Linked DNA regions of Homo sapiens: region 2 is linked to region 1. Evidence: chromatin loops called from intact Hi-C (ENCODE). Cell type or tissue: OCI-LY7. All regions are shown on one strand. Each heading gives the region's core, and the rest is flanking DNA. Links, peaks and the distances in the headings are about the cores only. Region 1 overlaps GRM7-AS3 (GRM7 antisense RNA 3). Region 2 overlaps GRM7-AS3 (GRM7 antisense RNA 3).

Region 1 (8,671 bases), core at 330-8,329:
GCAAACACCAGCATATACAAACCTCCACAGTTGCTGCAACCCGAGATCATCTCAACTTGCTGACAACCTGCAGCTATGGGTAAAGCTTGCTTATTTGCTTTTCCTAAATTATTTTTTCTAGAAACATATAGCTTAGGACTTGGTTATTACATGAGACATTTTCCCAATTCATTATATCACTAAGGATATTTTAAAAGCTTATTTGGGGCAGGTAGGGGATGGGGAGACAGAAAATAGCTTAATCAATTTTGTATTAAGAAAAGTGGGCCAGGTGCGGTGGCTCATGCCTGTAATCCCAGCACTTTGGTAGGCCAAAGCAGGCAGATCACCTGAGGTCAGGATTTCGAGACCAGCCTGACCGACGTGGTGAAACCCCGTCTTTACTAAAAATACAAAAAAAAAAAAAAAAAAAAAATTAGCCAGGCATGGTGGCAGGCACCTGTAGTCCCAGCTACTCAGGAGGCTGAGACAGGAGAATTGTTTGAACCGGGGAGGTGAAGGTTGCAGTGAGCTGAGATCACACCACTGCACTCCAGCCTAGGGGACAAGAGCAAGACTCTGTCTCAAAAAAAAAAAAAAAAAAAGTGAATGGGCTGAGAAATGGGGCACACATATTCAGCAGGAAGCCTTTTGGAAGAGAAGAAATTAACCAGTTTTGATGTTTTAATTGTAAACCACGTGATGTGAAGGGCTCATTGAGACCACTCATGTTATAGTCCCATTGTTAGTTCAGCTTCTTTTCTTTATTTGAATATAGAAACGGAGGAGGAGGAGATGATGCCCAGGTGGCAATTCACAAGGTAGCATTTTAGCATTTCCTCTAAAACTGTTAAATAAATGGCCCTCTCAATTTTAGAGCAGTGCATACACAGGAGGTACTGTGCTTTAGCGTCTCAGCTTCAAAGAGTTGCTTAGGGAGGACATATTTTATCCTAATTATTTTTGACAAGAATTAGGTCAGATTAATTAGTTTAAAATTCAGCTGAACAACAACGTCTTTGCTAATTACTTCAGGGTGCATACATAATTCATTTACAATAGCAAAAAAAAAAAAAAAAAAGGAAAATATTGGGAAAGAATGCTACCTAACACTGACCTCTTTGATGGGCCATCATAAAAAGAGGACCCTCTGTGACCCAAAAGGTGTGATGAGGAGCAGAGAGTTCCTTGAGCATTTTATTCAGTATGAAGATGAATATTTATATATATAAATATGCATTTTTATGTAGCTTTATGTTTTTAATTACTTACATTTAAAATAAACATTTATTTATTTATTTGTAAACAGTGTCTCCCTCTGTCACCCAGGCTGAAAAGCAGTGGTGGGATCGCAGCTCATGTATCCTCTGCCTCCTGGGTTCAAGTGATTCTCCTGCCTCAGCCTCCTGAGTAGATTACAGGCAGGCACCACCACGCCTGGCTAATTTTTGCATTTTTAATAGAGATGGGGTTTCGCCATGTTGGCCAGGCTGGTCTCGAAATCCTGGCCTCAAGTGATCCGCCTGCCTCGGCCTCCCAAAGTGCGGGAATAACAGGTGTGTGCAGGACCTAAATATATTTTAAAAAATACTTTAGAATGTAATGTCAAGGTAAGACAGAGTAAGAGAGTGAGTGGTGAGGAAGTGAGTTTTAGAGAGAAGACAGTCCTAGTTCAGTCCCTTACCTTACCTTAGGCAATGCACATACCTGCTCTGAGGTTTAGAGTTTTTTTTGTTATTGCTGTTAAACTAATAATAGCATTTAGCACCTGCTTTATGGCCTGTTGTGAGAATTACACGAGATAATGTATATAAACCTCAGCACCTGACATAGAATAAGTATTTAATGTTTGTTAGTTATTATCGTTTCTGTAGTAGCATAGGAAATTAAATAAATGTTTGCCCTACTGCCTACACACTTCTAAGCTTGCCCCCAAATTACTTTAAAGTGAATTATACCTTTTGGCTCAGATTGCATTAGAAAGGCCACTTTAAATTTAGACTCAATTTTCTACAGGGGAAAAAAAAAAAGACGGACTAAAATATTTCAGTAGATTAAATATCGAGTAATATTAAGCAAAAATCAAAGGTGTTTAGGAGGTCTTGGACAAATATCAAATAGTAGAGTGTAAGTATGCATTATCTGTCCGGTGTCCTACTCAGGGATAAGAAAGCATTTTAAAATCTTTTATTCATGAAGAGAAGCCCAAATAAAGATTGTGGAATCTCTTGATATTTAAAGGCTTGCTCACAGATTTTTTTTTTTAAACTGCATGAGACAAACAAATGTATCTACACTTGCGTTCTGTTAGTCTAAAATTCTGGGCTAAATTATGACTGGATTTGGGGACATATAATCAAGCATCCAAATACATGTAAACTAAAGATGAATTTTGCTGGCAAACTAGTTCCAGCCTCTGGCATTAGAACTACTTAGATTTTCTTTTCAAATACTAGACTATATTTACAGCTTAAAAATTGGATGGAATAGGAGCCATTAAAAACTGATGACATTGAAGGAAATAATAACAATATTTTCCATATGTAAACCCAAGCTGAAAATACAATTGGCATCTCTGTCTGCTCAGTGCAAAGTATTTTGATGCTTCACACATGTTATCATGATTGCTGCTACTTTAATTCCCACATCTCGCTGGCAAAATAATTGAATAGTGAAGAGAATAAATGTCTCTTACAGTATGTGAGGCAAAAACCCGGATGGTTCAGATCACATTTGGCCAAAGAAATGCTTTCTTATTTCTCTTCTAGAACTGTGTGTCTGAACACTATCACGGGCTGTCCAAAGTGTTTTATTAGATTGTTCTTCCCCCTAAATACCTGATTTCTGTATTAGAGGCATGCTCTCTTCCCTGGAAACAATTTTCCTTTTAAAGTTATAAAACACCCATTAAAATGAATAACTTAACAACTGCCATCAGAGAACAGATTCCAAACAAACATAGTCTGCAGCATTGTTAAGAGAAAAACAAAGGAAGGCCTATGTACTTACTTTACATGGATAAAATTTCCAATGAACCTTTGACTATTTCGGGGAGAAAACTTTAGCTATTAATGGGGAAAAGGAAGCAGGTGTTAGGGTGGATTGGGAAGGAGAGTGCAACTATCTTGAATTGCTGAATTGCAAACCGCAGTAATCATCAAACTCAGGTCATTTCTGGTCTTACTTTTTCTCTTTGACAAAAGAGCAACAAAAGATCATGAGAATCCAGATCTGAGCCACATCACACACACTTTTCTAGTCTCTATACTTCTCAATTATCAACCAGCTGTAATTGATATTGTCATTTCCATTGGCAGTGGCAGCACAACAGGTAGTGAAAATGGGTGCAGCGAGAAAGATGTGGCTGAAATATTTTCTCCAACACAGACTGAGATCTTTACCTACCTTATAAAAATGTTTTCTGCATTAAATTTTACATACAGGGAGATTTTAGCAAATGTCCTGATATATTGTTACTATAAAATAATGAAGGATAGTATTGTTGTTACTTTTGTGATTCTTATCAATATCAAATAAATTGTCTACAGTACACTGTAGACTGTCAAATAAATACAGTCAACTGTAGTTCTAAATTCAAAGACATTTCAATTTTAAATAGAGAGCATAAACATAGGATATAAGTAAATGAGAACAGATAAAAAATAATTATATGAATAGAATGTCATTGTAGCATTTGACTACACTCGTGACCACTTTTATTATCATAAAATTTGAATACTTACTTTTTCTTGAATGCCAACTCTAGGTTTAACTATGTTAGGTGCTTTACATATGAAATTTCATTGAATCACTGCAGTATAACTAAGCCTGGTGTTATCATAATCCTCATTGTAGAGATAAAGAAACAACTGAGGTTACATGAAGTTCAGTAACTTTGCCCAAGTCCCCCAGCAGCTGATCCTTAAACACATGAGAGTAAGTGTCCATATCTCTGGTAGACATGACTGGTAGACGGTTTGATACTGGTGAACCACTGCACCTCACTATACACTTTCTAAATTTGTTTGAGCATACTTAAACTCGTTGCCCACTGTTTGGTCTTTGCCAGAAAAGACGGAGGTAGAGTGACAAGAGTGAGTGAAGGAAAGAGTAGATCGCTTAGAAGTTTGGCCCCATGGATTTAGGTTGACTGCACAGCAGTCTGGACCACCACTAGGGGGCAGGCTGATGCTAATTCATATTTCCATCATTTTTGGCCTAACCATAATGCACAGAACCCAAAGCAGCACCTTACTTTGCTCCCCACTATCCAAGAGGGGACAGTTCTTTTTTTTTTTTTTTCAATGAATGCAGGTATAAAAGTAAGTGAATATGTGCTTATTAGGGCAGGGATGAAAGAGTGTGAATGTAAAATATTGCAGCCACGTTAGAAAGACGTTGGACCATTTCTTAGAAAGTTCAACCCAAACTTAACATACAACCCAGCAATCAGACTCCTAGATAACTACCCTGGAGCCATGAAAACCTATGCTTACATAAAGATTTTCATGTGAATATTCATAGCACTATCATTCACGAATGATGGTCAAAAAGGGGACGTTATCCAGATGTCCATCAGCTGATGAATGGATACAGAAAATGCGCTCTATCCATAAAATGGAATACAATGCAGCAATAAAAAAGGAATAAACCACTGATATATGTTACAACAGGAGGGAACCTCTCCAGCAATATACTAAGCAAAAGAACTCTGACACAAAAGAACCCAGACACAAAAGAACACACACGTTGTATGGCTTCTATGAAATGTCTAGAATAGGTAAATCTGTAGAGACCAACAATGCATGTGTATGTGCCTGGGGCAGAGTGTAAGAATGTGGATTAACAGTAAACGGGTATATGGAATATGGAGCAATGAAAATGTTTTAATACTAGATTGTGGTGATGCTTGTACACTCTGTAATTTTATTAAAAACCATTGAATTGCCGGGCACAGCACTGTAATCCCAGCACTTTGGGAGGTCGAGGTGGGTGGATCACAAGGTCAGGAGTTCGAGACCAGCCTGGCCAATATGGTGAAACCCCGTCTGTACTAAAAATACAAGTAGCCTGTAATCCCAGCTACTTGGGAGGCTGAGGCAGGAGAATTGCTTGAACTCGGGAGGAGGAGATTGCAGTGAGCTGAGATTGCACCACTGCACTCCAGCCTGGGTGACACAGTGAGACTCCGTCTCAAAAAAAAAAAAAAAAAAATCAACTGTATACTTTAAAAAGATGAATTTTATAATATATAGATTACACTTCAATGAATCTGTTTAAAAAAACTTTAAAATGAAATTAGGGATGCAGCACGTCAGGTATGAGATACCACATTCACTCAAGTTGTTTCCCTCCTAAAAACATCTCACCCTTCAGTCCACATTCTGCTGCAGCAACTTCCTGCCCTTCTAGTCCGAACTTCTTTTATAACATTTTGCCTCTGCTTCTTGTCTCTTTATCCTCATCTCATATTCAACCCTCAGCCCACTGCAATCTGGCTGCAGCCCACATAATTCTACCAAAATTGTTCCTGCCAACTTTGTGATGACCTCCTTTTTGTTACATCCAGTGGGTGTTTTTAGCCTTTATCTTTACTTTATCTCTCAACACTTTGACCCTGTTCACCACTCTTGTACCCGCTATTTTCTTATAGAATTTGTAATGTTTTTTTCTCCCGGTTTTCCTTCAGTACCTCCAGTTGCTTATTTATAGTCTTCTTTCTGGGTTCCTCTTTCTTTGTCCATCGCTTATGTTCTGATACTACTCAGGACACTAAGCAAGATCCTCTTCTCATTATACTTCAGAGTGGGGTCAGAATATCATCTCCATCAGAACCATTGGGGGTGGGGCCCTACTTTTCAACAAGACAGGTTTGGGAACTACATTCTACACATACTCAATGAGACACTCTGGAGTTGGTACCCAGGATTTTGAATTTTATTAGGTTTCCTGGGTAATTAATCTGACCCCAAAGTTTGAGAATCATTTCTTTATAAATCATCCCCAAGTAATATTATCTACTCCCATATGTTTAATTACCATCTGCTTGCTGACATTCTCAAAGTTTATATCTCTAGCTCAGATCTTGTTCCTGAAAAGGACTTTGTTCATAATCCATAGGTACAAATTTCTGCTAGCCATCTCACTTGAAGTCTTACAGAAAGAAAATCTTACTATGCCACCAAATGATCGCATTACCTTCGCTTGCCAATTTCGTTATGTTTCCTAGTTTGGTTGAGGAATCAATCACCACTGTTACAGGTCTCACAAATCTAGTTAGCTTCCTTAACCCTTGATCCTAACCCTCCTTTACATCCAATCTGAAGCCCTCTCAATTTAATCTTCTAAAAATATGATGATTGCAGCTACTTGTCTCCATCCCCACTAAGAGGTATTCTAGTTGAGGCCAATAGCATCTCTCACCTGGAACCACTATAGCTGGCTCCAAATGAGTTTCTCAGCCTCTGTCTTTGCAGCTCTCATTTGTCTATGATCCTTTATTCGTAATGAAATGATTTTTCTGAAATGTGAACCTAACCAGGCTGCTTTCTTATTTAAAACATTTCTGTAGAATTCCAATCCTCTTAGGAGAAAGGTCAAATTCTTTAACTTGATAGAAAGGAACTTCCATGATGCAACCCCAGCTTACCACTCCAGACTTATTATTCCCAATCTCCATTTCATCTTTTCAGGAATTCTAACTTCTAGTTTCATTGAACTCTTACTTCTTTAAAGAATGCCAACTCTTTTATTGCCCCTATACATCTGTATATAATGCTCACTGAGATGAAGCATTCTGTTCCATGTCTTTGGCTGATTTTTACTGATTTGTCAGATATTACCTTCCATGTTACTTTCCCTGGAAACTCTCTGAACCTGTAAGTTCAAATAAAAGGATTCTGCAATATGCAATTGTAATACACTATGTTGACCCCAGCATAGAACTATTATACTGCATGTTAAGTTTTCAGTTTTAAGAATTTACTGAACTCTTTTTCCATTGGACTACAGGCTTAATGGGGGCTGCACCCAAGTGACCAGAACATGGATTTTGCCAATATAAACCTATTGAATTATTCAACAAGGGAATGATTTTTTTTTTTGTAAACCACAATCTAAAAAAAGTGTTATAGTCACATATGTTTAACTTCCACATAATTGAAATTATAATAAAGACTAAAAAATTATGTTGTAGGTTTTTGGATGACACTGTGGATATCATTTTAAAATACTATTTGAATGTTTTATATAGAATAAATACAAATATATCAACATTTGGGGGAAAAGTATTAGAGAGTGTTAGCATCCTCAGAGCTAACTCACTATAAACCATACTAAATAATATTAAAAAAATATTTTCACTTATTTGGATACAGAAAATAATGCTATAAATTTTAAACTATTTTATTAGCACCACAAATTCAATAGCATTCTTATTTAAATAGACATGAAAAAGAGTCTTGTTCAAGGTCTATTTTCATGTTGCTTTACCTTCTGAATGAATGACATTTTAGAAGTTATAATGGAGATTTCCTTATTTAAAACACGTTTACCTCCTCAGAAGCCTGTTTTTGACTTTGTATATTTTGAGGTGACCTCTTCACTTATAGTTTCAAGGTGTCTCTACTAAAAATACAAAAATTAGCTGGGCACCGTGGCATGCACCTGTAATCCCAGCTACTTGCGAGGCTGAGGCAGGAGAATCACTTCAACCTGGGAGATGGAGGTTGCGGTGAGCTGAGATCACACCACTGCACTCCAGCACTGGCGACAGAGTGAGACTCCATCTCAAAAAAAAAAAGGAAAGGAAAAAAAAAGAAAGTTCGTGAAGATCAGTAAAACAGCCAAAGAAAATATAGGAATGAGAAATTCAAGGCGAAATTTGGCCCACTGGCCCAGAAGATATGGGAATAAACTACTTGTGATGTTTAATGGGAAGCTATAGAGAAGTTAATAGGTTTGTGAACAAATATCCCAAGCTGTCAGCTCGAGGTATGATTTCCCAATTTAAGAAAATTTCTACCCTGAGGGTAATAATTTTTACTCAGATTTTGTCCAAAGAAACTGCCACTCTTTCCTATTTTTCTTCCTTTTCCTATTTTCCTAATAAAAGTGTTCAGTATTCTTTGGTGGAATTCTGCCCTATTGTTTGATGTCATGACACTTTCTCGTCATTTGGAGCCACTGGTGCTAACCAGAGCAGTGTAGGATAGATACTAGAAGATGCATTAGTACATTAGGTTATATCTCATATTCTTATGTAATTCACACATTCAGCTACTTAACAGAACTCAGCTTCAAAGTTGTGTGATTTTATTTGTAGTATTTTTAAGTAATATTTTATTTTTAAATTTGATATATGCTCATTAAGAACGCATACGAACAATTAGTCACACATCGCTGTAACTGAAAACAAAAATTATGTGGAATAACTTCAGACAGGCCTGATAACCAGAAATATTAATAATGTGTGGAGTCCTTCTCAGCTACTTAACAACTGGGGTGATAATTTTGGGACTCCTCACTCTGGTCCACTCCTTTCCCAAACATTCAGATATTCACTTGATCATCTTTGTTTGCCCTAAAACTCTCTGATACAAGAATACAATATTGTTTTGCAAGCAGAAATACAATGTGGAAAATGAAAATGAGAAAGGAACATTCTTGGTTGTAATTTTCTTAGAGCAGAATG
Region 2 (8,671 bases), core at 446-8,445, 81 kb after region 1:
TTGTTCTTTAAAACAAATTCCAAGCTACATGATCTGATATTTGTGGTGGAAGGGAGAAGGACATAAATAATAAAATTTATTGATAGTATTTGAATGGTTTTCAGCTCATAAACTGAGCTCACCTGTTTATTAGAAAGAGAAAGATACAAGACCTTTAAAAGTTTAAATTTGCTACCATCATTGACACTCATGTTGAGAGCAAAGTGAGATATCATTACTTGTATACAGTACACAGAACTGGGCATCAGAATGACACACACTTCACCTTTTGGAGCCTCAGGAATCTACTCTGTAAATTGAGGAAACTGAACTAGTTTGGTGGATTAAATGCTTTTCTTAGCATTAGAAATCTTTGTTTACATGTAATCTTACATTGAAACACACATACACTCATGCATTGATATGGTTTGACAGTGTCCCCACCCAAATCTCACCTTGAGTTGTAATAATCCCCAAGTGTAAAGGATGGGGCCAGGTGGAGATAACTGAATCATGAGGGTGGTTTCCCCTATACTGTTCTCTTGGTAGTGAGTAAGTCTCATGAGATCTGATGGCTTTATAAATCAGAGTTTCCCTACACAAGCCCTCTTGTCTGCCGCCATGTAAAACGTGACTTTATTCTTCCTTTGCCTTCTGTGACGCTTGTGAGGCTTCCCAAGCCACGTAGATTGAGTCAATTTAAACCATTTTTTCTTTACAAATTACCCAGTCTCTGGTATGTCTTTATTAGCAGCATGAGAACATTCTAATACATGCACACACACACACATACACACACACATGCACACACACACAAACAATTGGTTAAATTGGATCTGTGATTGAAGCAGAGCGGATTCACGGAACTCATTCCACTCTATCTTCCCCTAAACATCAAGGAAGCCTCCCAAGAAATATGTAGCACAGAGGGAAACCACTAGACTGGATAATCTCAAAGGTTTATGATTCTGTCATTTTTGTTTCTGCCTGTAATATGGATCTGCTGTGAAATGAGAACCCCATATCTGCATAGAAAAAACAGCTGGCCACAAGTAACTTGTATAAAAATACAGGTAGTCACTTTTATTTCAGTTGCCACCTTTGAAGCACCATAATTTTGGGGATTGAATTATCCTTCTGAATCATAGTTTCAGCTAATAACTTCTAAGTCTTCTTGTTTGTTCGGTTTTCAAATTTAAGGAACCGTCACCTGTTACCACAGCATAACTCAGATTCTCTCAGGAAGGCACAAAACCCCTGAAACTAACTTATGCTTGTAGCTATGCTTGCTTACAGAAACAACAGTCAGATGCCAATAACCAGGAACCACCTGCAGGACAAGCTAAGCCCAGAAATGCTGCCTTCACCTGAACTTCTGCCTCAGTGCGAGACCTGACCTGATTTCTTGCCTCTTTCTCATACCAACATTTCCATCCAGTGGGGAGAAATGTACCTTGCTGGGTGCAAAAAGTGCCAATGCAAAAGAAAATGCAAGACTGCGCATACTTAACCCCTCCTGGAAGAACAAACTTTTTTCAAGGAATCCCCACCCCTGTCTCCACCTACCTGCCCAAAAGTCCTTAAAAATTTCCCTTTACTCTACTTCCAGGGAGAAGGTGCTTTGAGCATGAGCTCCCGTTCTCCATTACTTGATCAATGAATGGAATTTCTGCACTGTTTTGCCAAACCTGGTCTCCTTATATTAGTGTGAAAGGCACCAGGCACGGGGAAAAAAAAAAACCATCAGGGTCAAGGGAGGCCCTTTGAGGGTCAGTTGATAAGGGGACTACATGAATTTTTTTTTTTTTTTTTTTTTTTTTTAGACCGAGTCTAGTTCTGTCGCCCAGGCTGGAGTGCAGTGACGCGATCTCGGCTCACTGCAGCTCCGCCTCCCGGGTTCACCCCATTCTCCTGCCTCAGCCTCCCGAGTAGCTGGGACTACAGGCGCCCGCGACCATGCCCGGCTAATTTTTTGTGTTTTTAGTAGAGACGGGGTTTCACCATGTTAGCCAGGATGATCTCGATCTCCTACCTCATGATCCGCCCGCCTCGGCCTCCCAAAGTGCTGGGATTACAGGCGTGAGTCACCGCACCTGGCAAGATTTTTTCTTGTTTTTAATTCACATCAAGGCATTCTATTAAATTTAGTAATGTTTTCCAAGAGTTTTCTCAATGCTCTTATGCTCAGCTTCTCCGGAACTTTCATACAAAATGAAAATAGTTTTGCTGATTATTGGTTGCAATAAGCTATAGGGAAGAGTACAGATCTCTGGGCTGAAAAGGGATATCTTAGGGCCTGAAGTTGTGCCATGGGATTAGCAAACTGGATGGATATCATTTCTTATTAGATATTTATTAAAAATGCCTGGGGCTCTTTTAAAAGCTACCAAGCACTCAAGCTCTGCTCACCCCAGACAAATTAAATCTGAGTCTCTGAAGGTGTTCCAGTAGATAGATATTCTGTTTTATTTTCTTTGCTTGTTTTTCACATAAGTTCTAATTTTAGAATAATGTACCTTCACAAAAAGTTTCAAAGTCCGGAGAATTCTTATATACCCCATACCCAATTTCCCCTATTATTACCATCTCATATTAATACTTTCTTTTACAGTTAATGATTCAAAAGTCATATATTATTATTAGCTAAAGCCCATGCTTGATTCAGATGTTTTTAGTTTTTATCTAATGTCCTTTTTCTGTTCTAGGATCTCATCCCACATACCACATTACCTTTAATTATTATGTTTCCTTAAGTTCCTCTTGGCTGTGACAGTTTTTCATACTTCTTTGTTTTTGATGACCTTGACAGTTTTGAGGAGTACTGCTCAGGTACTATGTAAAATCTCCCTCAGTTGGGATTTGCCTGATGTCTTTTCTCATGATTAGATTGAGGTTACAGGTTTTTAGGAGGAAGACTGCAGAGAAAAAGTGCCATTCTTATCACCTCACATCAGGAATAAATGACATTTACATGACATTATTGTTGATGTTGACCTTGATCACCTACTTAGCTGAGGTGGTGTTTGTCAGATTTCTTCACTGTAAGGTACCCTTTCTTCTTTTTTATACTGCACTCTCTAGAAGAAAGTTATTATATGCAACTCACAATTAAGGGAAGGGGAGTGATATTCCAACTCCTTGAGGGGGAAATATTTACGTAAATTATTCGGAATTACTGTAATTGGGAGACTTGTCTATTCTCCCCACTTATTTATGTACATATTCAATCATCGGTTTATATCCACGTGGGCTCAAAATATTTACTTATACCTTGGATTATACTCCAATATTAAGCTATTTATTTTGCTGCTCAAATTGTTTCAGCTTTGACCATTGAGAGCTGTTTTAGTTGGCTTCTGTGTCCCCTTTATATGCTTCCATCATTTTGTCTTTTAAACACCAGCCAGGCACATCTTGCGTATTCCCTGCCCCAGCCTTAGAAGCAGCCATTTCTCCAAGAAGCCCAGGTTCCTTTTATTGGAGAATGGAACTGGAAACCAGTATCTGGGCACTTAGTGTGCTCACTGCTTCTGGGGTGTTATTGGTGCTTCTAAGACTTGTCAGTAGACAGAACTAGAAAATATATGTTGTATGTTTATTGCAGCACTATTTACGATAGAAAAGATTTGGAACCAACCCAAATGCCCATCAATGACAGACTAGATAAAAAAAAAAGTGGCACATACACACCATGGAATACTATGCAGCCATAATAAAGAATGAGTACATGTCCTTTGCAGGGACATGGATGAAGCTGGAAGCTGTCATTTTCAGCAAACTAACACAGGAACAGACAGACAAATGCTGCATATTCTCACTCATAAGTGGGAGTTGAACAATGAGAACACATGGACACAGGGAGGGGCACAACACACACTGGGGCCTATCAGGGGGTGGGGGGCAAGGGGAAGGAGAGCATTAGGACAAATACCTAATGCATGCGGGGCTTAAAACCTAGATGATGGGTTAATGGGTGCAGCAAACCACCATGACACATGTATACCTATGTAACAAACCTGCACATTCTGCACATGTATCCCAGAACTTAAAGTAAAATTAAAAAAATTAAAAATAAAAAAGTTTTAAAAAAGAAAATATACGTTGGCACTATTAACCTGTGAACACATACATATCTACATTAAAAGTAACCTGAATTCATACTGATGTCTCCTACTTGAATCCATTACTACGTGGACCATTGTACTTTTTTCCCCTTGCCCATCTATAACCTCCCACTTCAACAGTGAGAAATCTGGCACTGTTCAGCATCTATTTAAATACTTGTTCAACCCTATATACATGTAGAGTGGTTTCAGAATTGTTAGATTGTGCTTTTGTAGGAAGTAACTTTACCAATTAAAGTGCAGTGCTTATGCACACTTCCTATTGCCTTCAGTCTCAGCCTACTCAATTCCAAAAAAACTTAGATCAGCACCTTGTTTCTCTGCCTCCTTCAGTGCGGTTATGCATACTTTTGTAATACAGTTAGATTCCTTAGTCACCGTCTACATTCCATCTTGGAACCCTCTGACCTCCTGAATTGATTTTTTAAATTTACATATATTAAAGTTCAGCATTTGAGCTGTAAACTTACGTGGGTTTTGACAAGTGTTTAGTATCAAGTATACACCACTAAAATATAGCAGGGGGGCTTTCTGGAAGCTTACCATGAGATTCTAGTGTTCATCTAGCATTAGGAACCACTAGACTTTTCTGCCAAGTTCAGGTTCAGTTGTGTCCAACTTTAGTTTTTGTGTGAGCAGGATCGAGAAGACTGGTGTGTCTCTTACTGAGTAAACTGGCTAAGTTAGTTAACCTTTTTGTCCAGGTAATGTGTCCTCACATGGAGCCTCACAATACCTGCCTCAAGAGTTGTTAGAGGAATTAAATTGATCAGTAAAGATAAAGCACAGTTTAAGTGATGAAAAGCAGTAGGTATTTAGTTAATGTTAGCCATTATTTTATTTGATGTCCTCATAGTTTTTTAACATGACTCACAAAGAAAAAATTCAAAAAGCAAAGGCAAGAAAGCAGAGAGAAACAGAGAGAGAGAGAGAGAGAGATCTTTTCCTTTTGCTTTCTAACTTTCATGCATTCTAGATTAGACATTTACTAGGTTGCTTCCCCATAGAATCATTTGCGGTTATATAACAGTCCTAATGTCCAGTCTGCCCTCAGAATCACTAAATTAGAATTTCTGATGGTGGTGGTGGGGTAGAGAAAATAGCTTCAGTAGTTTTTTAAAAGATCCCCAGGTGATTTCAATGATGTCTTAGTTTGGGCTGCTAAAACAAATATATCACAAACTGGGTGGCTTTAACATTTATTTCTCACCGTTACGGAGGCTGGGAAGTCTAAGATCAAGTTGCTGGCAGAGCTGGTGGCTGGTGAGGGGAAATTCTTGGTTTGTTTTCTTGTTCTGTCTTCACCTGTCTGAGAGGAGAGAAAGAGGAAGTGAGCTCTCTCATATCTCTTTTTATGAGGGCACTAATCCCACTCATGAGGGCTTTACTCATGACCCAATCTCCTCCCAAAGGACTCACATTCAAATACCATCATAGTGGGGATTAGACATCAACATATGAATTTGAGGAGGACATAAACTTCCATTCTATAGCAAATGTGCAGCCAAGTTTGAGAACTACTAAACAGAGTAGACAAGTTTCACCTTTACTACAATTTCTCCAGATTCTCTGACTCACGGCTTTGAAAAAGACTCCAGAATATGATGAGAAAGAGCAGCTTGGCTGAATGTGTACATGAAGGTTAGAAAAAGAGTTTCATAGCTGTGATGAGTAATTTTCGTTGTGTTTCCAAATCCAATTCTTAGCACTGTATTTCATTTGATTAGCTCAACACAGTCAAGGTGAGGGCAACTTAAGTGTATTTGTCTCCCTCGGGTCTTCCTGATCAAATCTCTGGCTCTCTCTCTCTTTCTTCATTGTTTCCTGTTCCAGATAGTGGCTTTCCCCATTCTTGATGACATGTGTTTATGCCTTAATGATTATAGGTATAGCATTTCATTTGCACCTGGTCATTTCACCTTGTTTCATGGTGAGCAGGTATATAAAAACCTACCCCCGAAGGCTGAGAGGGAGCTGAGAGACCAAAGAAAGAAGCTGACAAATAGTTTCTCAGAAAGAAAATATTCAAGAGGGGCTTACAAATGAAAGGAATGTCTTGGGTGGACTGGAGATGGTAGATCTCAGCTCCAGCCTTCCAGAAAATTTTCATTTCTGTAGAAGTTTTTAGCATAAAACATACAAAGCTGGTCACATCTCATGCTTTCTTGTTACTGAGGAAGTTAGATAAGCATCTTTCTGAGGGGTGATTTATGCTGTAGGCACTGTTTTAAGACCCTGCTGCAGAATAGCTTGATATGCAGGATTCAAATGTCTGTCATCATCATGGTTTCTTTTCAAGACAGTGTCACTCTTGTCATGCCACAGGCTGCTTTCCTGCACACCTGCCTGGGGATGATATGAATATATTTTTTCCGTCTGCCTTTCTTCCCTCCCTTTCTTCCTTTCTTCTCCTCAGCATTTCCCAAACTATGTTCAAATAATTTAGTTTAATGTGAGATGTTAAAAGACATATTGAAAAAGAGGGCTGCCATAATCAAATACCTTTTAGAAAATACCATATCCTCTGTCCAACATCTGCAGCACATATTAGCATGTTAAAGACAAGGTGATGTTTGTCAATGACTTAAGTTGATTTACATTAAATTGTCCATACACATTTTTTGAGGAATACTTTTGGAGGTGGTGAGAAAAAGATGAACACTTCTTGTAAAAAGTTTTAGTCCATGCTGCTACAGAGTAGGAAATACTTATTTACTTATAATTACATAAAATGCAAAAATTTACTCCTTTCTTCTACCTGATGCAGTTTGATGTAATTTAAAATGTGAAGCTCCTTACACTCAAAATCCTATTCCAAACTGCTTCATAGACTTAGAATCACATTAAAATTTGACAAGCATAGTTTTAAATATTCATTTATTCATATTCAGGCCTGGTATGGTTGCTCATGCCTGTAATCCTGGCAATTCGGGAGGCCAAGGTGGGCAGATCACTTGACTCCAGGAGTTTGAGACCAGCCTGGGCAACCTAGTGAGACCTCATCTCTACTAAAATTCAAAAGAATTAGCTGGGTGTGATGGCTCATGCCTGTAGTCCCAGTCCCAGGGGACTGAGGCAGGAGAATCGCTTGAACCTGGGAGGTCAAGGCTGCAGTGAGCCATAATCATGCCATTGCACTCTGGCCTACACAACAGAGTGAGACCCTATCTCAAAAAAAAAAAAAATATATATATATATATATATAATATTCAAAATGCAGTGACTACCTACCATTTTTCAGGCACTTGTATGTATTGATTCATCTTATTGATTCTTTACATCAACCACGTAAGATATTATTCTCTTGTAAGGAGAGGACAAAAAAGACAAATAAATGGAAGTATTTGTCTAAAGCAGGATTCTTCTCCTTGGCGCTGTTGATATTTTGGGGCAGATGAGTCTATGTTGTTGAGGAGCCATGATGTGCGCTGTAGGACGTTTAGCTGCATCCCTGGCCTCTACTATCACATGACAGTAGTGACCGCCCCTTCCCCCTCAAGCTGTGACAATGAAAAGGCCTGTATACATTGTTAAATGTTCTCTGTGGAGCAAAAGTACCCCATCAGTTGAGAACCATTGGTCTAAACCCATGCAATGAATAAAATGCCAAAGTTAGTGCTTTTAGTTTCCTTTCTAGACATTTATCTACTTCTCAAAGACAATGCCCTTATGGTTCAAGACCCATCACGCATAATCACTTGCCATGCCCCTTCTAAAATGTCATTATCTTTATTACATGATGCAGTATCTCTTACTGGTTAGCCCAGCCAGTGCAAATGACCCGAGACTGAGTTCCATTCTCATGTAAAAAATTGATGTCGGCTAGAGGAACAAATGAGAGCCACAGGCTCTTGTCTTGAAAATGTGTGGTAGGGGTGTAAACTGGAATGTCCAAATGAATCCTTGTGGCTGCTAAAACAGATGGTAGGTCAGTAATTTTGTCTCTGGATATAGAGCAGGACACTATTATTGGAGCTCCACAGTGTGGTAACCTCCTAGAGTATGTGCCATTTTGCAATCTGGCATCTAGTTTCTTTATCATTATTAAATCCTTTGCACACAATGACGATTATTAGATTTTTCTTTGTCTCTTTGGCATTTGGTTTTTCCCTTCTAAATGTTAGCCAGATTTCGGTTTCAGAAATTCTTTTTTTTCCTATCAGTTATGGGATTTCTCCTAGAACTATAATCTCATTTCATGTCAATCTCCTTAATTTCCTCATCACCTATGTTGTCTTCATTTACCTTTTTAAAGTCTTGTATCTCTTTAGCCCCTTGGGAACTTAATACTTGTCTCTGGTGTTTCTTCCCATTCTCCTTTATACACAGAGGACCATAGATCATTTTTTGTTTTGTAGACATAGGTGCTTCTTCTGTCAATAAATTACCTCCTTCCTGCTTTTGAGGAATCTGAATGCCCAACTACTATCTCCCCTCATCAGATAAAACCCATCTTTAACATTTGTATCTATAGGCAGAGAGAGTGAGGAGAGAGAGAGAGAGAGAGAGAGAGAGAGAATTTTTTTCTTAAAATAAAAAATAAATTCTCGGCTGATATTTCCTTCCAG

Evidence for each region. Peaks named below come from ENCODE experiments on the same cell type or tissue, not always from the same donor. Only the 100,000 strongest peaks of a DNase experiment are listed, where the experiment ranks them.
Region 2: it touches region 1 in a loop (2.6-fold over the local background); 2 of 110 quality-filtered maps call a loop at or near these places.

Annotation. Positions count from the first base shown.
Region 1 is chr3:6,794,976-6,803,646 of GRCh38, reverse strand. All of the region lies in intron 1 of GRM7-AS3 (GRM7 antisense RNA 3), which reads left to right. Among named protein-coding and RNA genes, the nearest start is that of GRM7-AS3, 6.1 kb to the left of the region's middle. In OCI-LY7, for the core only: CTCF peaks have their summits at 3,960 and 4,159 (motif pointing right); a DNase peak (open chromatin) is centred at 4,146.
Region 2 is chr3:6,714,310-6,722,980 of GRCh38, reverse strand. All of the region lies in intron 2 of GRM7-AS3 (GRM7 antisense RNA 3), which reads left to right. It overlaps LOC105376944 (a long non-coding RNA gene), which reads right to left. Exons shown (of 8, transcript NR_188695.1): 4 at 5,314-5,412; 5 at 2,710-2,894. Among named protein-coding and RNA genes, the nearest start is that of GRM7-AS3, 87 kb to the left of the region's middle. In OCI-LY7, for the core only: no CTCF peak of the experiment used is centred there; DNase peaks (open chromatin) are centred at 1,300, 4,320, 5,410 and 6,340; H3K4me3 peaks cover 2,472 bases; H3K27ac peaks cover 2,746 bases.